3 separate regions of the Mus musculus genome follow, and regions 1 and 3 are each linked to region 2. The links are chromatin loops, found by intact Hi-C in ENCODE. Cell type or tissue: left cerebral cortex. All regions are shown on one strand.

Region 1 (8,000 bases), 210 kb before region 2:
TCGCTCCCGCATTGGCTGTTAGGAGACAAACCTGGCTCCAATTGGCTTCTGAGGTACTCGTTCACCCCGCCTCACTTCAGCCCCTCCCTCCCGAGCCACACAGCATCCTGAGGGTCCCCAGCTTCTGCCGCTCAAGGGTGCTTAGCACCCTGGCACCATCCATTAGGTACAGCTGTATGTGGCTTCCGGGGAGCAACAGCTAAGGCCACACAGGTACCCCTGCACACAGAGGCGCCCCTCTCACCGATATGTATACCGATGTATACATATACCGATGTATACCGATGCAGGGCTAGACCCGAGGAGAAGCTGGGTGTGCAGACCTGCCCCGGCACTTGGCTCTATTCCCTTGGAAGTACCAAGATCTTGGGAGGGCCCTTGCCCCAGGATCTGGAGGACCCGACTCTCAAGCCCACCCATCCCAGCAAGATGACAGCCTAAGTCACTTACTGTCCTTGAAGGCAGGCTACTGGCCTGTCTCTCCCCTTGGGCATTGCCCACCCTACCTATAGGGATGCCCAGGGCTGGGTCGACTGCAGGGGCAGAGAAGCAAAGGAGCAGGCGGGCGGGGCCCTCCCTAACCTCACACTCCTATAGGAGGGAAGGAGAGAAGCTGGCAAGCTTGCATTCCCCCCCCCCGCCCCCCCCCCACTCCAACCAGCCCTGTGTTTAGAGCCAGTCAGTATGGAGTCCAGCTCCGAAGTCTGTGGAGAAGATCCCCAAGGCTACACGATGTATCTACTGGGCAGTGAGGCTCAGGGTGAGAAGCTGGTCTGAGGCACACAGAGAGGAGCAGTGCCAAAAGGAGAGGCCAGGGAGGTGACAGAGGAGGCAGCCCCAGGGCTAAGAGAACCCGAGCGACAGGAACATGGTGGGAGCTGGGTGTCTGTGCCCCTATTGTCTTCTCCATGGAGGACTGTACCACCCTGCACCCTGGTGGGTTCCATGGGAAGGGGGCCAGCTCCCCACCCACCCAGGTGTCTGCTGAGCTGTTTTGCAAGTCATGTGACCTGACTTGCAGTAGTCATGGGCACTAGGCCTAGTAGCAGCCTCTGTCTTGGGGTACCACCAGCTTTCTCTGTGCCACGCTTCACCATTCCACTCCCAAACGGGAGTCATGGAACAGTGTGTCCCTGGCCCTCCTGTCCTGCTCTGTCCCTAAAGAGCTCCCATGACTCTCTCAAGGGAACAGAAAGGTCCTGCCACCAACTCCCACTCCCCGTGGGCCCTGACCAATCCACATCCACTCCCTGACTACCTACTGAGTGGCTTCTCCTTCCCTGGCTCCAAAGGAAACGCAGACCCAACACTGGCCTCTTCCACACTACCTGTTTCTGTTCAGCTCACTGGCTACAAACCCTAAGACCCGAGGCCAGGCCTGCCCAGCGGCTGTCTGAAGAGTCCTGGGGGCAAGGTTTTTTTTTTATTCTGTGCTTCTGAGACACAGAAGCCTGGGAGAAAGCACAAAGAGCCCCCGAAGTGAGCGTGCTTTCTCACTCAGGCGAGAGCAGCGCAACTTACATCCTCAGCGGTCCAGACTCACACACAACCACTAAGGGAACAGACACTGTGTTAGTGCCTGAATGCTAGACCCTACCTGAGTGCATTAGCTCACTCAGCACCCGACTCTTCAGACAGGTGGCAAGCTGCCCTACTTCACAGCTGGAAGCCACTGCACCAGGATCCACATCAGTCAGTCTGCTACGGCTATGTGCTGTGGCTGGCTGTGCCTTGTCATGGTCACTGGGGGTGTCTGAGCACTGGACCCTTGGACACCATCCCCTCGTACGAGGCGAGCAGTCTGGGAGCAGGATGGCAGGGGTGGGGTGGACACTGCTGGACCTAGAATCCGGTCTCTTGTATTTTTCTAGTTTCTCTGTCTTGCTTCTGTCACCCGCGCTGACCCTGTAAGGCCAGCGACAGTGACAATGCCTGCCGCTGTGAAGCTGGGGATGAAGATGGCTCCCCGGCTGTGGCCCAGGTAACAGCCATCTTTTGTGGCTGCTTTTCTGCAAAAAGGAAAACCGAACAAAACCTGCCTCTATGTAGTGCTCCCAGAGTGACAGGAGGATTCCTTTGCTGTCCTTCACCAAGTAAGAGGTCTTGAGAACCAGGGTCCCACCATCTAGTTGCCCTAGTTGCCCAACGCTTATCTATTTAAGGATGTGGCCTGGAGGTGACTTCCATCCAGCAGGGAGGAGGGGGTTTGTCCTATTTGGGTGGCCAGTGGCGTCTGGGAACCCAATAACCCCGTTTCCCTCTCCATCCTATGCTTGCTGTTAGACATATTCTGGTGCCAGGAAATAAACCGTTCCTAAGGGACTCGAGGCAGGGGGGATAGCTGGCCAAGTGAGCAAAATCATCATGTGAAGGAATAAAAACAAAGAGCGAGTTCCATTTTCATGGTACCTTTGGCATCAAACTAACCGGGACATGGTTGTCCAGGCAACAGCTGCTATGGAAACAAGAGTTATTTCACAGTCAACCTAGCTTTCACCGGAGGAAAATGCTGATTCAGATGACAGCATCCCTCGCTCCTTTCTGCACACTCATTGCCGGAGGCCTCTGCTTCCTTTCCAACTGTCCTGTTCACAGAGGGTCCAACCCCTTCACTGGGCAGGGGGAGCTGCTGTGAGCCGTGGGGGTCATTAGGCCGTGAGGTGGCCCTGCCCTCACCACCAGAGACTGGGACACATGGACAGGCTATTACTCTCCTCTAGGACCCAGCCCAGTGGGAGAGAAGTCCAGACAGATATGGGTCCCATATTTGAGAGGCTGAACCCCAACCTACCTTCCAGTCTGTGTCCACAATTGAGAGGAAGGCGTCAGGGTTATCCTAAGGAGAACAAACAAAAGGGGGCAAGTTAACCCAGCTCCCAGGGCTCTGCACAGAGCAGACCCATCTTCTGATCCCCAGTCTACATTCATGCTAACAGAAGTGACTCACAGGTTACCCGGTGCAAGGATTTCTATCTTCTGGGTTAACGGGGAGACTCAGAGCTGCACCACAGGCAGAAAGCACTGAGATCTCTGCCTCATTACACATAAGGGAAGAGGATGAAGGAGCCAAGAAGCACTATGACTGTCACGCCCAGGGCTGGGTGGGTAAGCTGAGGCCTGTTCACTGTCCTGACCTATGGATATTAGGTGTTGTCAAGGCCAGCCACACTGCCCACTTTACTGTCTCAAACCTTGGGTCAATGTCAAACTGTCAGTGGCATGCATCTTTGATCCCTGCCTGTCCTGCCTCTGGTACCTTGAGGAGGGGACCGTATCTGGTCATGTAAAGGCTGGACTAGAGTGGGCTCCTGAACACAGGCTGATCAAATGAACAACCTGCCTTCACAAATGAGGGGCCTACGGCTCAGAACACACCCACATAGCACTGCAGGTATTTCCAGCGTTCAGGAGGGTGGAATAGGGGGATCTTAAGTCCAAGGCCAGCCTCAGCTCTGTAGTGAGACCCACTGATTCTTCCAAGGCCTGGGAGGAACGACAGGGGCCAAGGGAGGGAGGGCAGCCACTTTGGGAACCCCTCAGGAAGGGGGGCTGCTGGCAGAAGGGGGTAGGGCTGTTCACTGATGACGGAGCCCTTCACCAAGCTCACCAAACAGAAGAGCAAGTGGGAAGGTAATTACATCGGGGAAGGAGGGAGGCGGTTCTGTTAAAAACAAAATCTGACAGAAAGGATGAGGCAGATAATGGTAGGGTGTGCAGTGTGCTCTCGGGATGTTGGGGGCTCAGGAGATAGGAGTGTGGGAGGGATGGGGTCCACAAGCCAAGAGATAGCAGAAAGAAATAATCCAACATGAATCCCTGGGCGCCATAGGAGGTATATATGAGATCAAAACAAAGGGCAGGAGAGGGTCGGGATGCTAGGAAAGCCCAGGAGAGTGTGGAGACCAGCGGGGTGCAGAGAGGGAGCAGGCAGCACCTTACAGATCCCAGGACTCTGCAGTCCTCAGGGAGAGCTAGTCTAAAGTGGCTTATAGAGGTCGAGATGTATATAGAATATAGTCACCCTCCCGCCTCTGCATTGGTTACAGAGTCTTTTGTAGGTACCAGAGCCCACTTCTCTGAGATGGCATTTTCTTTGCCCAGAGCCTACGATTCTCCTCTCACACAATTTAAATCGGCTCTGGGTTGCCCAGAACACACCTTCTAGAAGACATATGTCATGGAAATAGTTGCTATACTCTGCTGTTAAGGGAATAAAGGCAAGGAAAAAAAAAGTGTGTACAGATGCTTTTCCTGGGCTGCTTCTATCTCACTAACTGAAGCCCCCCCCCCCCCCCCCCCCCGCTGTGGATACCATGGCTATGGGGGCGGGGTGGGGGGAGGGTGGATCGTGGGATAACAAGAATGTGTACCTGGCAAACTACAGCCACTCAGAACATAGAGGTCAGGCAGGCACTGCACTCAGGGTGCTATGAGACTCTGCCAGCATCACAGGTCGAGAAACGGCAGCTCCCAAAGACAATGTAAGGTAAAGCTAGCTGACACCTCAAGGACTTTGCTGGGAGTCACGTGGAGGCTGCACTGGGTGGTTTTTTTTTTTTTTTTTTTTTTTTTTTTGCCCCTTTGGGAAAAGCAGAGGCCACTGGGTACCCAGTGAGAACCTTGTGCTGACTCAAGGACTGAGACCTCCTCGTGAGACTGCAACACAGATCCAAACTCCAGAGAGGCAAGCTATGGCCCCGGTGGCAGGAAGTGAGAGGCTGGGTAGAGCAGAAGGAAGAAGGAGGTTGCCACGAACTGGAAGCAAAGGACTGTGAGTCAGGACAAAGGGATAGCAATGTGCTGCAGGAGGCTGGAGAGACCTGGGCACAGAACAGGCCAGCCCGGGCTTCAGGGTCAGGGTGTGACAGCCTGTTCTATGCATTCCTGGGCTAATGTCTTCCAGCAGAGGAAGCACCTGGGAATATGGCAGATACGCTCAAAGGTTCAAGGAGGCAGGGAAGGAGGGAGGCAGGGTAAAGAGAAGGCAATCCCCCAGCCTCAAGAATGAACATTGGAGAGTCAGTTTAGGGTGGTTCTGAGCTCTGGGGAGGGTCTCCCCATTACAACAGATAGGGCTGCATAGGACTATTATTGTGTGTCTTTAAAGGGTTGTACTGCGCAAGGAGAAAAGTGGGGATGCAGGAAGGAGGTTCCCGCAGGCATCCTAGCAGGAGGATGAACCTGGGTTGAAGAGCTTGCCAAATACGTTCACTTCTGGCCTCACGAGCTACCCTCAACTAACCTGGGAGTTATGTGTTAAAGGAAGGACAGACCATGCTCTCAGGGGCAGGGCTATGGTCTCATGTGCTGGGATTCCCCAGAGCGCTGGCTAAGCCATCCATCCGATCCCAATCCTTGCGGCTTCTTCTGGAAGGAAGCTGAAGGTGGGTGGAAAGGAAACACGGAGCTAAAGGTGGAAGGCTCTGGGCTCCTGCCTCTCCCAGCTGCAAAGCAAGGTGAGCGGGGACCATACCCAGCGACATGGGCTGGGCACTCAGGCTGGCTGGCCCTGACACATTTCTCAGGGAATGAACATCAGTTCTGGGTAGCTCTGAGCTCTCACAGGGAGGGTCCATGACAACAGGAAAGACAAGAACACACAATTTCCAATTTCACCACAAGGTGGCGCTCAGCCCCAGGACCTGGAAGGGGCGACTCACCATCTCAGTGGCATCCTGGCCGCGGAGCAGGGGCTTCTCCTCAGGAAATCGCAGCTCCTGCAGCCCTGCCATGGTCACGTCGTGGAGCAGAAGCCCTAGGAGGAAGGGAGTACGAGGTTGGGCCTTGTTCTGAAGCTGCCGGGTGAGGACATCACAGGGCAGGGCTGCTGTCCCCAGGGGACCAAGATCTGCTTGTACCAAGGACTATTATACTGTATTTGTTTTTCAAATAAAGTCATGTTTTGCAAAACTAAGCAGCAAAGGAACCTTGAAGGTTCTAAACAAAACCCTGCATTTATTGTGAGGCAAAAGGGCTCAATGGAGAGGCAAGAAAGAGATGGGATGAGAGCAGCTCAGAGTTGCTTGCAGAGATTTTGGTAGACTGAAGCTGAAGAGGATGGGAGGTGAAAGCTCTCTTTCCTGGAACCTGAACAGGGCTTGGCTTAGGACAGAAAACACATGTGATCTCAGCCGGCAGTCACCAGAGGGTCCCGGACCTGATTCTGGCAGACACAGAAACGTCTGACCTTTTAGAGAGAAAGGGTCACATCTATACACGTGTGTACACATTTCGGCATTCTCTCTCCCTCTCTCTCTCTCTCTCTCTCTTGTGCGCGCACACGTGTGTGTGTGTGTGTGTGTGTGTGTGTGTGTGTGTGTGTGCGCGCGCGCGCACAGGAGAGGCAGTACTGTGTCTGTCTCACTTGGGCATGATGGCAGAGGCCAGAAGATACCCAGGAGGGAAATGAGTCAAACATTCATTAAAACACAGAGAGATACCCAAAGACATTCAGATTAAAATAAGGTATTCTAGACTGGAGAGATTGCTTAGCAGTTAGAACACCAGCTGCTCTTCCTGAGGACCTGGGTTCAATTCCCAGCACCCACGTGGCAGCTCACAACTGTCTATAACTCCAGGTCCAGGGCATTGACACCCTCACAGACACATGTGCAGGCAAAACACCAATGCACATAAAATAGAAATTAATTAAAATACTTATATCATCTCTGACACCTTTGTTCTCTTGAGGGTCAGGTTGGCAAAAATGAATGAAAAATCTTCAAAAGGCGCAAACCACGGATTGAGGACACAGCTGGGGTGTAGCCAATGTGAATTACCAAAAGATAAGGTATTCTAAATATTCATATTGTCAGATTCAGCAAGTCCCAATCAACAAGGGAGACTTTGTAAGGAACCCAGGGGGTGACTAATGGCTCACTTAGCTTTGGGAATGCTCTCCAGTGTCACCGTCAACAGAAAAGTCAGAAGCAGCCAAAAGTTCACCAATGGGCTACGAGATTCACACATTACTTTGGTAATTTGACTAAGATAATTTTCAATTTCATGGGGAAATGTTGTATAACAATAAAATGCAGCTAACAGAGCTAGTGCGGTGGCTCAGCAGGTAAAGCCATTTGCCACCAAATAAGACAACTAGAGTTTAGTTTCCAGAACGCGCAGTGGCAAAGGACAGAACTGAATCCCACGAGCTGTCCTCTGATGCTACGTGCTTGTCACGGCACATGTAGAACCCAGGTGATAAGTGTTTCCAAAGCCGCTACAAAGCATTCAGTATCATCCCAGGTATAAGATATAAACAGGCCCCACAGAAAGAGCCTGGGAGACTGCACATTACACACGGTGGAGGGGAAGCTAGGGCAGAGGGGTTGTAAATTCAAGGCCATCCTGCGATACTGTAAGACCCTTACAAAATATGCATAATAACTGGTTTCAGGCATTGCCCCTGTAGCCGTGGATAAGAACTGAGAGAAGGGTGTCCACTCTGAAGTGGGTTGGGATCAGAGGCGAGTGCCACCGCGGCCTGGCCCCAATTCCTCCGGCCTCTAAGGCATCTATCTCCCAGCCTGTAAAGTGCCTACTCTGCTGTCTCATTCCACAGTGATGGGAAGTGAGGTGAGGCTGGAAGAGACCTGTTCAGTGTTCATGCTAGAGCACCATACCACCTAGAGAGTGAAGGGACGGTCGGTCCCGGTCAGTCCCTGGAGACCTGGCTTCCTTTCTCCCTCCCTTTATGGCTCTGTCTCCAGCTGTTCTTAGCAGTGAAGCCCGCAGACTCCCCCTCCTGCGTCCCAGTGGCAGCTCGGGCCCCTCCATCCTAACCCTCAATGCAGCAGGAGGAGGAATTGCCACCCTAAGCCCCGATCCCCACAATCCCCACACGATCACACCCTACGCCCTGCTGAGCTTTGTTTCCAGAGGTTTCCCAGGAAACTAGCGATGCAGATGGCTGTATTTTTAGAATGGTGTCCTCTCTCCTCCCTCTGCCCTTTCTTCCCTTCCTTTCTGCGATGTGTACATTCATCCATCCACCCCAGCGG
Region 2 (8,000 bases):
GGAGGTTTGGGTTTTTGTTTTGTTTTCTTTTCTTTTTTCTTTGCTTTTGTTTTTGTTTTAAGAAGAAACAATGTGAGGTAAAAAAAAAAAAAGACCTGTGAAACCTCTCAAATGTTTTGAAAATAGACCTTATCAAGACAGTAAATGGGGGCTCTAGATTTGAACCCCAACCCCAGGAAAAAACTTGTCAGAAAATGTTCTAAGATCTTCATAATGATTTTTATTTTGTTCGGTAAATTGGAGTCTAGAAGAGATGTCGGCGAGGAAGCACTGGATGATCTGATTCGAGGCATCTCCTTGCATCCTCTTTTCTATAATTTTGATCACATTCACTTGTATATGGCACACACAGTGAAGAAAAATCAGTACTGGGCTCTCCCTGCCCTTCCACCTACTTATGCAGAACTACCTGCTCGGTCTTTCACAAACCCAAGCCAGATTCCTTCAGCTGGACTGCCAGGGTACCACCTCATGTTAACCGTAGCCAGGCTGGCCATATAAAGAAAAGAAAAGAAAAGGGGGGGGGGGGGACTAAAGAAAAGCAGTGGGACCTTGCCAATACTGTGGGACACCCATCATCCTACTTTGCAACAAGCCATAAAAAAAACGCCTTCCACTTGGCTGTGGGAGGGCTGGCTATAGGTTTCAGGGCTGAGCCAATAGAGTATCAGCCAAATCCGGAGTATGTTGCGCCAGAGCCATGTGTGGGAGAATCCCCAAGCAGCCACAGGTGTGGGATCAGGTTATGAGACATGGGTGTGGGCAACGTGGTGAAGGATGAGAGGCAAGAACAGGGAGTGTGGGTGGGGCCAGAGGTGGGCCAGGGTGGAGGAGGCAAAGAATGGGGCTCTGCCAGGGCTTGGACACAGTTCTCAGATCAATGGCAGTGGCTTAGAATCCTCTCCAGGCCATAGTCTCCTTTGAGAACCTGACACATGCAGAGGAAAAAGAGCATACATGCTCAAACTAGCTACAATTTCTGCACAGTGTCAGGAGCTTTCTAGAGCTAAGAAAGTCTATCTAAGATTTAGGATTGTGACTTGCTGGTCTAGACAAGTTAATAGAACATTTTGAGGGGGGAAAAAGAAAACAAAAAAAATAAAACTTGGAGCAACCTTAAGATCTTAAGGGTGTGTTAAAAAGGAGATTGAGAGGGGGTGCCGTGTTTGGAATCAAGGTCAAAGTCCATGTGTTCGCTAAATGCTTTATTTCATTCAAATTTTAAAATGTATTTTATGTGCATTGGTGTTTTGGCTACGTGCGTGTCCCCGGAACTGGCATTGACAGACAGTTGTGAGCTGCAATTCGGGTGCTAGGAATTGAACCTGGGTCCTCTGGAAGAGCAGCCATTGATCTTAACCCCTGAGCTATATCTCTTTCCAGCCCACAGTTCTTGTTTTATTGAAGGTGTTAGAGTTTGCACAAAGTTGCAAATTTGTGGGCTTTTTCTTTTATGACAAGGTCTTGCTATGAAACCCAGGTGGACTTCAAACTCATGACTCTCCTACCTTTGCGCCTCCAGGGTCCTGGCGTTACGGTGCCTGAGTCAGTACTTGCGGATATTTGGCTTATGTCATTAATTGTCAGCCAGTGGTTCCTTCTTTCCATGGATGGTCATGTCCTTGGGAACCCATGGGTTTTTGTTATTTGTTGGTTTTCTACAGAGCCACTTGAGAATACATTGTGGAGATTAAAACAGTTCATCCTTCAACACTTGAAAATTTTAAAACCAAAGGGCTTTTCTTGTTTAACCCCAATATAAAGCTCATGTGCTTCAAGTTAGCATTAAAACAGTGGTATTTTCCAGGCAGTGGTGGCGCACGCCTTTGATCCCCAGCACTTGGGAGGCAGAGGCAGGTGAATTTCTGAGTTCGGGGCCAGCCTGGTCTACAGAGTGAGTTCCAGGATGGCCAGGGCTACACAGAGAAACCCTGTCTGGGAAAAACAAAAACATTGGTAATATATAATATACACCCCATATTAAAATTACCCCAGAGATAAGTGTATTCCTCTCTCTCTCTCTCTCTCTCTCTCTCACACACACACACACACACACACACACATACACACACAGTTCCTGCTTTTGCTTTTTTGTTGTCTTTTGTTTTTGAAATAGAGTCTACATAACCCACACTGGCCTGAAGCACATTACAGAATCTAGGCTATGCTGCTGCCTTAGCCTCCCAACTGCTAGGCTAACAGTCATGGACTACCCCACCTGGCCTGACCCATTTATTTATTTTGGATATTCTTTGCTGCTTTTGAATGATAAGGGCAGTAGAAATAGTGTGTCTGTCTCTCTAGGCTTCTGAATGGTTTGTTTTATTTTTTATTTTGGACAGGTCTCACTCCATAGTCCAGATAGACAGGCATCAAACTCATGCTGATCTGCCTGTCTTAACCTCCCAAGTACCAGGGTTACCAAAATGCACTACCACACCTGACTGCATCCCCCCACAAAAAAGTAAACAAACAAAACAAGATCTTACTATGTAGCTCAGGCTGGCCTTGAACCCACAGTCTACTCCTCAGGTAGGATTACAGTGTGCAGCCTCAGGGGTCGCTCTCAGTCTCCTTTACTCTAGAGCAGCACCTCAAGTTTTGTTTTGGCTGTGACACTGTTATTTTTTAGCAGTGTGAACTAGATTTTTTTGCTGAACTGTCCCTCAGTTTGGCCGTGTCTGGTTGGATGCAGGTTGAGCTTTTTTGACAGCAATGTGATGAGTGGTGTGTCCTTTCTCTGTGCGTCACACAGAAAGTCAGCTGGTCCATGCATAATATGACCTTCAGGGTCCCCTTTGTAACCAGCATGGTAACCGTGGGCCAAGAGCACTGTGTTGACTGAAGGCCTCCTGCCCGGCAGACACTGAGTGACCTGGTGGTGATCACCCAGCCCTAGTCATGCCTTCACATTGTTTTCACAGGGAGGGGACAGATGGCAAACCAGGAGAGGACTCATGCCAAGCTGTAGTTTTACGAAGGGCATGGAGGAGTCGCTGAGAGAAGTATCAACTTCAGAGAAAGTGGCCTCTAAGGTGAGATTTGAAAAAGAAAGCCAGTCATTTGTGGGGTGGCAGCGGTACCCCGTGGCCAAGCTCAGAGAGAAGAAGAAACTGAAAGACGGGCATGCGCTATTCTCAGGGAAGGAAAGGTGTAGAGTTTAACAACAGCGGGAACATGTAGTGTTTTAATATGGAGCAGTCCTTAGTCTCTGTACAGCTCTGTGAAGTCGGTGCTGGGTTGATGCTACAAAATCTGTAGCACGGAGACGTTGAGTCATTGGTTCAAATCTGCATTCCTTGCAAACTATGGAACCGGGACTTGAACCTCGATAGTTCGGTATGTGAAGAAAGAGGAAACGTGGCCTCATCTAGAAAACAGTGTGTGGGGGGGAGGGAGAGGGGGAGTTTAGAGTCAGAGCAACCTGGGCTGGAAGAAGAGATCCTTGTTGTTAAAGAATATGAACAGGAAAACAAGATAGCCGGGGACCCCAGGACATCAATGAGAGAGAAGACTGTTCAAGAAGTCCTCACTCCCCAGCTCTCCCTCCTCCCAAACAAACAAACAAACAAAATGGATATTTACATTCTCAAAGTATGATCCACAAATTACAGGTTCAATACAAAGGGGGAAAAACCCAGTTAACTTTATGGGGAAACTATCTGGTGGGCTCTGGTTTAAGCAAGTGGCCCAAAGGATGGCTCAGTGGGCTCTCAGGGAGGAATCTGGATGGGGAATTGGGAGGCGAGGGTAGCTTTAGGACTAGTTTGGTTTTCCTCTTGAAGGAAGGGATCTGTGGATGGCAGGGTGGGGTCCAGAGTGGGAAGAGGAGTGAGGAAGGGGGACAGTTTGAGGGGAGGGTTCTTGGGTTTCAAAGAAAGTCAGCTCAGGGCCAATATGGGAGGTCGTGGTGGGTGGACACGAGGTGACTGGACAGTGGAACTATGCTAAGCGCGGCGGCAGTCAAAGGTAGAGACTTCTGGGGGGTGGCCTGCAGTTGGGCAGGCAGCCGGCCACATTGCTTGGAGGGTGGCGAGCTCGCTGAGGGGGCGGGCGCCGGCCATAGTCCCCCCGCACTGTAGGGGGCGCTGTGGGCCGGGGCGGGCCGGGGCTGGGCGGCGGCCGCTCCTGGCGAGTGCGGCCCCTTTTCCGGGTTTCCTCCGCCTCCTCCTCCTCCCTCTTCGCCGCCGCCGCCGCTGCCGCTGCCCCTCTCCCGACCGGTGGCTGCCGCTGCCGCCACCACCGCCTCTGGGGGGCCGCGAGCCGAGCGGAGGCCTCCGCGGAGCACGAACCCCGCCGTCCCTCCGGCAGCCGAAGGCCCCGGGCCGGCTCGGCCGGCGCCTTCCGCGCCCCCCGGCCCGAGCGTCCGTCCGTCCGCCCGCCCCCGCGGGCCCGGCCTGGCGCGGACGCCCGCCGCCGCCGCCGCGCTCCTCCTCTTGCTTGGGCAGCCCGCGGCCCGCCGCTTCCCGTGCCTGCCGCCCCGCGCCCCGCGCCGCGCCGCCGCCGCCCTCGGCGCCCCGCGGCGCCCCCCGGTCCCGCCCGCCATGCCCGGCCCGGCCGCGGGCAGTCGGGCCCGGGTCTACGCCGAGGTGAACAGCCTGAGGAGCCGCGAGTACTGGGACTACGAAGCCCACGTCCCGAGCTGGGGGTAAAGCCGCCGCCGGCCGCCCCACGCGCGAACCGCACCCGCCGGCCGCTCGGCCTCGGGGCTGGCAGGGAGGCCCGGCCCCGGCCGCACGTGTCCCCGGCCTCTCCTGTCCGCCCTGCCTCGGTCCCCGGCTCAGCCGCCGGTGGGGAGAAGCGTGGGGTCGGGGGTGGGGGCGGCCCTTCCTCCTCAGACTTTGGGCTTCCTATGGGTTGGGAAGTCCATGGCTGTCCTCTTGAGCTGTTGAAATCTCTACCTCTTTACTTTCTGAAATGAGGCTGGGTGGGAGGGTCATTTTGAAGAGGGGCAGATTGTCTAGAGCGGGCAGTGCCCCCTGGAAGGTGTGAAATGGGAGGCAGGTGCCGTGGAGCCACGGGCAGGGCACCCCAGTACCACCAGGGGGGATGCTTCCCTTAGTCCCCTTAATGGCTCCTGAGGCCTTGTAGCTGCCCATTCCTCTTCTTGTTAAGAGTCAGTTAGGTTAGGAGCTCTGCAGAGTGAAGGGAGCCAAGCTTCTGTGTGGCTCTCATTTAAGAGAATGAGTTGCTGTGTGATGGTAGGAATACTTCCGAATGCTTGATTAGTTGGAGATGGCGGATGGATGTGTGGTGGACAGAGGCTTGCTTAATCCCAAATCCTGGCATTTATGTATATCTCTTGCCTTTCACAGTAATCAAGATGATTACCAACTGGTTCGAAAACTTGGTCGGGGCAAGTATAGTGAAGTATTTGAGGCCATTAACATCACCAACAATGAGAGGGTGGTTGTAAAAATTCTCAAGGTGAGTGGCCAACGGTGGCATGTAACCTTTCCCCCCACAGGGCAAAAGAACCAGCTATCCCAGAATAAGCATCTCCTACAGGACTCCTACCATGCTTTTCCTTGTGAACTTTTGAGAAAATGTGCGGGCTGGTCTTAATTCTGAGTTTGGTAGGTCAGGAACATTTAAAGTGTGAATTCTGAACTTCTCAAACAAAGCTTGTGAGGGGGGACTGTATCTGATATGGAATAAAGAGGTATTCGCAAGAGAGGAAGGAGTTTGCATGGAGAATCTGTCAACTGTAGGGATTCTAAATCTGTACTCGTTACTCTCTGCTCCCAGTTACTCCAGAAAAAGTCCGGAAAACCCAAAACAAAACAAAACTGGAGTCTGCTCAGAGATAAGTTTAAAGCCAAAAATTCAGGACAATTCCCTCAGTTGATATTTTCATTTCATGTAGCAGTAAAGTTTCAGGTGGGCTGGATATAGCAAGCCAGCCGCTAAGAGATCTGGGGCAACAGAAGAGTACATTCTAGCCCCTGAAATAATAACTGGAACAAAACTTGTCTCTGTGGCAAGACTAGCCCTCTCGCTTTGATAATGATAGGGCTTTTGTTATCACTCAAATGAAGACATGATCTTAATGAGCATGAAGAGTCAGCCAAGTTTCTGTACAGGTGATTGAAGATTCAATAGTGCTTTGTAGGTTGTTCGAGAGGGTGGTTCGTAGGACCTGAGCGGTTCTTCATGGTTGTCAAGTCATTTAAATGCATATGCTTGTCACCTTAGGATCTGGGCAGTTTTTCATGTTGTCAGATCACTTAACATGTATGTGTGTCACTAGTGAAAGAGCACTGGAGAGTGGTAGTGTTTCACCAGATTTTCACAGTGCCCAGTGAACAAAAATGCAGGATTGAAAAGCTTGTGCCTTAGGGCAGTTCTTATTTAATTGTGTAGATTTTAGCGTTGTGTGAATCACCTTTCAAAAAAAATGGCTGCTGCTAATGCTCCTTACCATCCTGGCCTAGTGATGAAGGAGCAGAGTTGCTGCAGAGATGGGTGATGCTATTGCTGCTGCCCAAGACACTGGGGTGAGAAGGAAGGAATGATGGCAGATAGGGAGCTTGGCCCCGCTAAGTATGAGTTGTACATTGGAGGTCTGTAGTTATGGGAGGGGTGTGTTTTAAGCAGAGAAATGTTTCCTTCAGGGAACTTGCTGGAGGAAACCATGCAATTTCATTACTTACATAAACCTGTTTTGAATAGAAGTTACTTCAGACATTTTCATTTTAAGGATAAGCAAAAACAAGCATAGTTGGGAATATCCATGTTCTGTTGCTGCACATTTGGAGGATTGAATTTGCCAAGTCTAAAGCAATTTCAGGGAAATGTCTAAATGTCTGTGCAGTAGCATTTTGGGACTAAGTGCTGTTTGCTGTGGAGTGTTTGGAAGGGAACAGTGCTCAGGTGTGTGTAAGCCCCAGTGTGTTTAAGGAAACATAGGGTTAGTAGTTTCCCATGGTTCTTGTGAGGAACTTCAGAGATGAGTTGCTTGATAGTTTTTCCTCTGCTCTAAAGATCCAATGCATATATTTACCACATCCAGTACGGAAGCGGCTTTAAATTATTTTTACAGATAGCAGACCTAGGCACAAAGAAATGTACCTGACATCATTGTTCTGTTGAAATGGACCTTCACCAGAGCTCTTCCTTCCTACTTCTTCATTCCTCTGAGTGTTCATTTCAGCCTGGGCTGTAGGATCTTAGCACTGAGCACAGGTTCAAGTTCAAGCATGAGATTTGGGAGACCCGCTCGATGCTCTAGTTCCTGACGTGTTTGGTTTTTCTCAGAGGGCAGTCTGAACCACCTCATACTCCTTTGTCAAACCACTGTGTAGGCATTTCTGTGTAGCTTTTCTTTATATTTGAAGGGTAGAGTAAGAAATCACTAATATTGTGGTTTTGCTTTTATAATGGATTGGAAGTATTTTTCAAAAAGAACAGAGGCTATACCAAAATTATGCTTATTACTCAAATAAGTTGAAGTTACGACTAATACCTACTATTGTGATATTTTCTCAGAGAAAATTAAGCCCTTAGCAGTGCCAGCTGCTCGGTTTAGGGCAGTCTGGGAAAGGTTTGCTTTTCATAGAATCTCACAGGAAAGACTAGGTGGGCACGTGGTGACTGAGACACAGGGCGCAGGCACTCAGTGACACTTCATATCAGTCTTTGTCATTTTGTCACAGTTGGGTGCGTAGTGATGGAGGGCTTTTATTTCATTTAACTTGCATGTAAGATTTCTAAGTATTTCATTTGTCAAGGTAAGTTGAGGCTATTAGAGGACTTTACAAATTTAAAAAGCTGCTAGTGAAAGGTCTGTGGGTTTTTTTGTTTTGTTTTATTTTTTTCTAAAACAGGGTTTCTCTGTATAGCCCTGGCTGTCCTGGAACTCACTCTGTAGACCAGGTTGGCCTTGAACTCAGCAATCCACCTGCCTCTGCCCCTCAGGTGCTGGGATTAAAGGCGTGCACCACCACGCCTGGCTTAAATGTAATAACTCTTAACAGTTTCTTTAATGTGTCTGTGTGAAA
Region 3 (8,000 bases), 53 kb after region 2:
TCTTGCTAACTTAAGTATGTTAACCCAGAGCATGGATTTTGTGCTCAGAAGCTCAGAAAGGCTCAGACCTACATCTGGATCCTGATCCTAACACCTAACAGTTGCCGGCTGGCTAATAAACCCATGTCCAGGCAGTCTTCTCTGGTGAATTCCCCACAACAACATGCTCTTGCTGGAGGATGGGTGTCACTGAGGGGAGAACTCTGAGGTTTCAAAAGCCTGTGCCAAGCTTACTCCCATTCTCTACCTGCTGTCTGTGGATTAGGATGTAAGCTGTTATCTATTGCTCCAGCACCATGCCTGCACCACACTCAACAATATGATGGTCAGGAGTCAGAGACAAAGTATGGAGCAGAAACTGAAGGAAAGGCCATCCAGAGACTGGCCCACCTAGAGATCCATCCCATATACGGTCACCAAACCCAGACACTATTGTGATGTCAACAAGTGCTTGGTGACAGGAGCCTGTTATAACTGTCTCCTGAGAGACTCTACCAGTGTCTGACAAATACAGAGCTGGATGCTTGCAGCCAACCATTGGACTGAGCACAGGGTCCCCAATGAAGGAGCTAGAGAAAGGACCCAAGGAGCTGAAGGGATTTGTAGCCACATAGGAGGAACAACAATATGAACTAACCAGTACCCCCAGAGCTCCCAGGGATTAAACCACTAACCAAAAAACATATGGTAGGACTCATGGCCCCAACTGCATTTGTAGCAGAGGATGGCCTTGTTGGTCATCAATGGGAGGAGAGGCCATTGGTCCTGTGAAGGCTCTATGCCCCAGTGTAGAGGAATGCCAGGGCCAGGAAGTGGGAGTGGGTGGGTTGGGGAGCAGAGGGAGGGGGAGGGGATAGGGGGGTTTTGGATGAGAAAATAGGAAAGGGGATAGCATTTGAAATTAAATCAAATAACATATATGTATATAATATATATGTATATATGTGTGTACACACACACACACACACCACACAATATGATGGTCCTGGACTAACCCTCTAAAACTATAAGCAAGCCTCCAATTAAATGCTTTCTTGCTTTTTTATATAACTTGCCTCGGTCATGGTGTCTCTCCTCAGCAATAGAACAGTAACTAAGGTAGTTAGTTAGTTAGTTAGTTAGTTAGTTAATGATGAACTGGATTCAGGACAGGCCATCTGAGAACTAGTATCCTTATTAGAGGATACAGAAGAGAAGGAGGTAGCCATGTGAAAATGGATGAAGAGTGTATACATCTATATTGCCATCAGCCAAGAATGCCTCAGGCCAGGAAGGGCCCCCCCCCCCAACATCTCTAAAGTTGAGCAGCTCTGACAACACTGATTTTGGACACCCCACCTCCAGAACAGAAAAAGGTTCTGTTTTGGGCCACCGAGAATGTGGTATGGTATCATTTGTCATGGCAGGTATAGAAGTATGAAAGCAAGTGGGTTGTTTTGTTTGTCTGTTTTTTGTTTTATTTTATTTTCTCATTGGAGAAAGGATCTATGTAGCCCCTTGGTTGTCCTGGAACTCACTCTATAGGACTAGGTTGGCCTCAAACTCAGAGATCCGCCTACCTCTGCCTCCAGAGTGCTGGGGTTAAAGGTGTGCATCAGAAAGCTCAGCAAGATACTTTTGTTAAACAAATTTATACCAATCTAATCCTAATCAAAATTGAGCAATAAATTAACTGTAAAACCTGAATAGAAAAACAAGACCCCATGAATATTAGACAAACCAGTATAGTGACAATTCTGGAATTTTGGTCTCTTTAAGAAAACACACAAATATTACAAGGATGTGATTTCTTTTTAACCCCAGGTGGAGGGATTCGGGGCTGCTTCAGATTGTCCACACCAGCTGACTATGATCTGCCTCTTGCTCTAGCAGAGGCATGGTTTTGCCCGCTGCAGATAGAATTCTGGGAGATTTTCAGCGGGTCTATAAATTCTAGGGCCCTGAGAGGCAGGGTTGGTGGTTGGTGATCAGTCTGGGGGTTGGTTGTGGCTTGCTAGTAGTCATGCTTAAAGAAGAAACAAACGAAGAAAGAAATTAGATAAGGGATCTCTCTCTGTGCGTGTCTCTGTCTCCTCCCCCCCAACCCCCATCCTTCTTTATCTCCTATCTAGTGCCACTCAGTGATAGATGCTTGTGTAGTGAGTGCTAGGTCTCACAATTCAATAAAGGATAAAGAGCCTCAGTGGAGACCTGGGCAAAAGACACAAACAAGCAATTGGAAATTAAATTTTCTTAATGTGGGAGGGGGAGGGGAGAGGGCGAGAGAGAGATGCATGTGCAGGAAGCTCAGAGAACAACTTCTGGCAGGCATTCATTCTCTACCAAGTGAGTCGGATCACCAGGCTTGGTGCCAGGTGTCTTTACCAACTAAATCCTCTTGCCAGCCCCAAATAAAAGCAATTCAAATACCTGTGAAGAGGGGTGGGAGAAATGGCTCAGTGGTTAAGAGCACTCACTGGCTGCTCTTCCAGTAAGATTCCTAGTTCCCACAGGATGGCTCACAACTCTCTGTAATTCCAGGCCCTCTTCTGGCCTCTATAGACGCATGAGAGGTGCACAGACATCCATGCAGGAAAAGCACCCATACAAGTATATATACCAAAAAAAAAAAAAAGAAAAGAAAAAAGAAAGAAAGAAGTGACTTTAAATTAATTTTAAATGCCCATGATGAGATGAGCCAGAATATTAGTCATCAGAAAATGAAAAATAAGCCAAACCAACATGTATATAGTTCAGACTTGTAAATTTAAGAAAACAGACTAACAGGAATTGTGACTATAAGCATTGTCTATGGGAATGTAAATGGCTACATGATTTGTAAGAGCTGTTTGGTCAAATTGAACATGTGTGTTTATTGAGATCTAGTTACTCTAGAGCAGACATGCAAGCCAAAGAAATTCTCATCTGGTTTTTTTTAAGTGGAATATGCATAAAGATGGCCATTCCTGGAGAAGGGGAGAGATAAATGTAGATGCCTACCTGGGAGGACAGTGACGGATTCCACACCCACTGGCCCAAAGGATGGATCTTAACAACCACAGCAAGGGATGCTGTGCTCAGTTCTTGTCTGTTTTAGGACAAAGACAGCTTCCGTGGCTACCTGCACACATTAATATGTGGTGGGATGCGGGCCGAGAAGGAGGGCAATGCAGGGAGGTGTGGAGACAATAGAGAGGCATACAATTATTTCCAAATGGTGATATTATAAATGTTACTTTTTATAGTTTCCTCAATATCTATATTACATTAATCAGAAAAAAATGAGACAGGGCTCAGAACCTTCTGAGGGGCTTAGTTATCACCTTAATTTTCTATTACTCATTCCATTTTCTATTTCCAGACTTAGTACTGCTGAATTATTTTTAGAAATAATTTACTTTCTATAAGACGCCAAGTGGTTAGTTATGTGCAGTATTGAAATCACCATCAGAACTCATATACCATCATTTCTCTTTTTTTATATTTTTTATTAGGTATTTTCCTCATTTACATTTCCAATGCTATCCCAAAAGTCCCCATACCCTCCCCCCGACTCCCCTACCCACCCACTCCCACTTTTTGGCCCTGGCGTTCTCCTGTACTGGGGCATATAAAGTTTGCAAGTCCAATGGGCCTCTCCTTCCAGTGTATACCATCATTTCTTATCTTGAATCTTTTTCCTGAGGATTTTGTTTAAGATTTCTATTTATTTATGTTTTGTTTCTGAGTTCTCTATCTGTATGTACACCTTCAGGCCAGAAGAGGGCATCAGTTCCCATTACAGATGGTTGTGAGCCACCATGGGGTTGCTGGGAATTGAACTCAGGATCTTTGGATGAGCAACCAGTGCTCTTAACAGCGGAGCCATCTCTCCAGCCCCGAGGATATTTTGAACAACTTAAAAACAATCAAGCTATAAATTATTCACTTGGCTTAGAGTACATAAAGAATTCCCAGATATCATGCAAAAATTAATTCCATATAACAAGTTTCATTTTTATATAGTAATAGATTCACATAGTTTTCACGATATCTAGAAATTCTGGCTGGAGTACTCAAAGCTTTGGTGTGAGGGTAGAGTGAGTTAATACAGGGTAAGGCATCACATATACCCGTCACATAGTAAATGTGTAAACTTTGCAACTATGATCGTTAAAATTGCTAAAGTGATCGTCTGTGCTTCAAACTCTTTTCTGTGCGCCAGAACACAGGCCTGGGTGGAACACCATTTAGGAAGACGCTCAGCGACTGGTGGAAGTCTTCCACACTTGAGATTTCCTTCTACTTGAAATACACAGCGTATGTCTTTCCTACAATATTCCAGAAATTGACACACTTTTTTTAAAAAAATCAGCTGTCGGTTCAACTCAACTATTCCACTTTTAAGATTTTATTAATTTTTGTTTATATCTTAATATTCCGGCTTTCTTCTTTTCGAATCAATGCATTTAAAGAGATACGCTTTCCCCCAGAGTATTGCTTTTACAGCAGCTCATTCACTGTAACTTGATAATTAAAGGTGATGATGTAAATTGGGCAATCAATACTGGTTCATTAGCTCACACGTTCTCCTGGGCCAACCAATATTTGTTTTTTGCGACAGGGTGTCTCTGAGTCCTGGCTGTCCTGGAGCTCGATATGTAGACCTCAAATTCAGAGATCTTTCTACCTCTGCTGGGATTTAATCCGGTACTAGGATTAAAATCTGGAGTCAACACACCCAGGGATAATATTTATCTGTCGTTGGCACAAAGCCACCTTCCTCACTCTTCCCGCCCTTCGGGGGAGGGGTCTGGCATGACTCCACCCCTCCACGCGCCTCCCGGTTCCCATGACACCACGCAGGCACTGTAAACACGTGAGGTAAACTTAAAGTCTCCTTCCGCTGTTCTAAACCAAGTCTGGGCCCCGGCGGGGAGGGGCGGGGAATAGTCCCTTGGCAACCAAGTTCCGCGCCCGAGGGGGCAGGAAGGGGCGGGCCTAAGGGCGGAAGGAACCGGAAACCGTTCTTTCTGCGGCAGGACTGGGCAATGCGCCTCCGAGGGGCGGGCCCAAGCGTGCGGAGGGATCCGTGGCGGGCCGAGGCGGCGCTCCGCCTCCTCTCCGGCAGGCTCGGCGGCGCGGGCGGCAGTTGCTGTGGTTTCGGTGCTGAGGTGGCTCGGTGCTCACCGAGGCTTACGGATCTGCGTCACGCCGCCGCTTCCCGCCGTCAGTGGCTGCAGCTCTCAGCGTCCTACCTTCGGACCGGCGGCACCCGCTCTCTTTCGCCGCTCGGTGCCGATCTCCAATCCCGGGCCTAGGGCGGCGGCTGCGGGGCCGCGGCTGGCGAGATGTTCAAGAACACGTTCCAGAGTGGCTTCCTTTCCATCCTCTACAGCATCGGCAGCAAGCCCCTGCAGATCTGGGACAAAAAGGTGAGCGGTGGGGGCGGGACGGGGGTGGGGCCGACTAGCCGCCCACGTGATGGAGTGGCTACCGAGCCTTGACGTCCCGGTCAGTAGAATGGGGGCAGAGTGCCCACAGCCTAGCTTGAAACGCATAGCACTTTGAAGAAAGACATGCATGTGTTCGCTGGTGCCAAGCACTGTTGCTGCACTCCATACGGAGGGCCTTTTCCCCGGACATCCTGAGCACCGGCCAAGCCAGACTTGTTCTGATCCCATTCATTAGCTCCATCCGTCGACAGCCAAACCTTTGGAACTTGCTGCGAGCCCTCTGTAACTTAGAGTCCGTACTATTCTTCCTGTACTGGCCTTCTCCATTGGGAAACCTGCAAAAAGGTGATTGTTAGGGGCTTCTCGAGAGCCAGTATCAAGCCTCTGTATTTTTATCCAGCCGTCCTCTAGAATGGATGGTGTTTTTGCTTGCCACATGAGATGGTGGCCTTCCCTGTTCACTTTTGGAGATATTAAGATCTAGATGAAATGCCTTGCCGTTTCTTTTCTCATGAAGATTCCTGGGGCAGTGAGCTGGACCGTTTTTTTGTTTTGTTTTGTTTTTGAATATAAAGTGGTCACTCTAATGTGGAAGCCAGGTGATTTAGGGAATATCTTTAGTTCTGCCCTCGGCTGGGGAAGATGGAGAGAGGTGATATGCCTAGTGTGGTGTTCATAGAGATGTATATAGAATGGGTGGAGTAAGTCAAGATTATTCGTAGTAGGACTAGAACAATGTCTTTCCTAATTCACAGAGAAGGGCTTTGAGACACACAGTGGTTGACAGAGTACCTGCATTGCCTTCTGTTTGTCACTGCTAGGCAGTCGTGTGTTCTGAGGACAGCTTTGAGAGAAACCTGTTGGGAGTGTCTTGTCATTTGGCTAAGACAGTTGAGAGTTCCTCAAGATCTGGCCTTTGGTATGTAAGCAGTCTGACCAACTCTTTCAGATCCATAGCTAGAGTTATGTCAAGAGTATCCCATAGGAAGCGGACCCTTAGCTCCCCCCATCCCACAATCTCCTGAGTGTTCGTTCACTTTGAAATGAAGCAGCAGGAGCTCTTAAATGAGACCTGCAGGGAGAACCCAGAGACAGTCCACCTGGCAGTGTTGGGAGGGTGCTCACCAGCCTTGGTATCTTGCCTGTTCTGCACAGCCAGAGGGCACAGAGAGAGAGCAGGCTTGTGTGCTGCTTGAACTTGGAAACTGAGCTGTCTGAAGTGTTGGTGTAAAGCAGTCAGAACAGGGCTGGAGAACATGCTGTTTTGAGATGGGAAAGAAGTGTCGGAGCGTCTATCAGAGGGTTCATTTACCCCCTGGCTTTTCTCTGTGATGTGTTTTATTCTTTCAAGCCCGAGTTTTTGACTAGTCAACATGTTTACACATGGCATAGAAAGCAGAGTAACCATGGTGCACTGTGTCCCTTAACAACGCCTCTAAAGGTCCAGTGGTACCCTGATGACATAAACAACATACACAACATTATTAGGGCAGAGTCACATGGAGCAAATTAAACAGACATTCTTGCAAAAACAGGAATTAATTACGTTTCTAACTCTTGTTTGGATTTGACAAACTAGTGTTTAAGGGAGAAGTTTTCTCCAACTGAGGCAAGAGGGGGCAAGAGAAAAAGAAGAAGTTTAGGCCTATCCACATCAGCTTTATTGTATTCAGGCTTTTCCTCAGTTAAGCGATCTCAGTAACTGGGGATGCAGTCCAGTCAAGGAAACACTGGAGTTGGTCATGTTTATCAATGATTTATTGAGCAACATCTGAGTGATAGGCCTTGTACAAAGAAAATCACCCTTCTCCTGGGAACTAAGGCAAAGCTGTAATAAGGTCAGAGTCTGGTTGTAGGGTAGGGGCGACAGGGCTGTCTACATTACCAACCTGTGCCTTGGCCCTTTGCCAGGAGGCACTACACACTGACTGGGATGATTATTTTGAGTCCTTATTTTGATATCACAAGTATTTACTATTCTGACTTTTGCGTTTGTGCACAGAGAAAATGCCTATTTGGTTTCTATGAAAAACGATCTTGAAAGATTAGGTGTAGCATCTGCTTAGGCTTCTGAAATTAAGGTGATGTAGTCATTGTCCTTTGGCTTTTCCTCTCCTAAACCTCTAATGTGGCACTGAGGCAGCGCTGAGACTAACTAGTTGTCCAGGCTCACTCACCGGTTCCACTCCCTCCTTAGAGACAGGCTCCTGCTGCATGGAGGCCATGAAGCGCTCTGCACGCAAAACCTCCCGCACGCACTTGGTGCTCCTGGCCTTCACCCACATCTTCCTTGGTCTTTGGTCACAGAGCAGAGGTAGCAGTGCCTCTGATGCTTGCCTTGACCCCACAGGGTCATTTTATCAGCTCCCAGCCTCTTCATCCTCCTGTCCCCACACTGGGACTTAGTTAAGAGCTGAGACAGATCTTTGTTGGCTTTCAGACCAAGAGCTTAGAAAAAAATCAACAGGTTCTTTAATGTCCCTTTACTTCTGGAACCAACAGATCCGACTACCTTTATTAAGAATGTTAGGGCTGGATGGGTACAACTTTAATTAGATGAGTCTCTGGGAGTCTGAGTCTAGCCTG

What was found. Peaks named below come from ENCODE experiments on the same cell type or tissue, not always from the same donor. Only the 100,000 strongest peaks of a DNase experiment are listed, where the experiment ranks them.
Region 1: it touches region 2 in a loop (2.5-fold over the local background); 4 of 42 quality-filtered maps call a loop at or near these places.
Region 3: it touches region 2 in a loop (4-fold over the local background); 6 of 42 quality-filtered maps call a loop at or near these places.

Annotation. Positions count from the first base shown.
Region 1 is chr8:95,694,949-95,702,948 of GRCm38, reverse strand. It overlaps Ndrg4 (N-myc downstream regulated gene 4), which reads right to left. Exons shown (of 17, transcript NM_001372423.1): 2 at 5,661-5,755; 3 at 2,792-2,836. It overlaps Gm51585 (a long non-coding RNA gene), which reads left to right and starts at 4,602. Exons shown (of 2, transcript XR_003947588.1): 1 at 4,602-5,456; 2 at 5,623-5,914. In left cerebral cortex, a CTCF peak has its summit at 5,613 (motif pointing right); DNase peaks (open chromatin) are centred at 4,799, 5,615, 6,044, 7,231 and 8 more places; H3K4me3 peaks cover 1,126 bases; H3K27ac peaks cover 7,733 bases.
Region 2 is chr8:95,484,992-95,492,991 of GRCm38, reverse strand. Csnk2a2 (casein kinase 2, alpha prime polypeptide) reads left to right here and starts at 4,172. Exons shown (of 12, transcript NM_009974.3): 1 at 4,172-4,648; 2 at 5,316-5,427. The coding sequence starts at 4,545. In left cerebral cortex, a CTCF peak has its summit at 4,059 (motif pointing right); DNase peaks (open chromatin) are centred at 676 and 4,093; H3K4me3 peaks cover 1,714 bases; H3K27ac peaks cover 1,347 bases.
Region 3 is chr8:95,431,881-95,439,880 of GRCm38, reverse strand. It overlaps Cfap20 (cilia and flagella associated protein 20), which reads left to right and starts at 5,012. Exons shown (of 6, transcript NM_008187.2): 1 at 5,012-5,393. The coding sequence starts at 5,310. In left cerebral cortex, a CTCF peak has its summit at 3,729 (motif pointing right); DNase peaks (open chromatin) are centred at 4,932, 5,515 and 6,448; H3K4me3 peaks cover 2,744 bases; H3K27ac peaks cover 1,957 bases.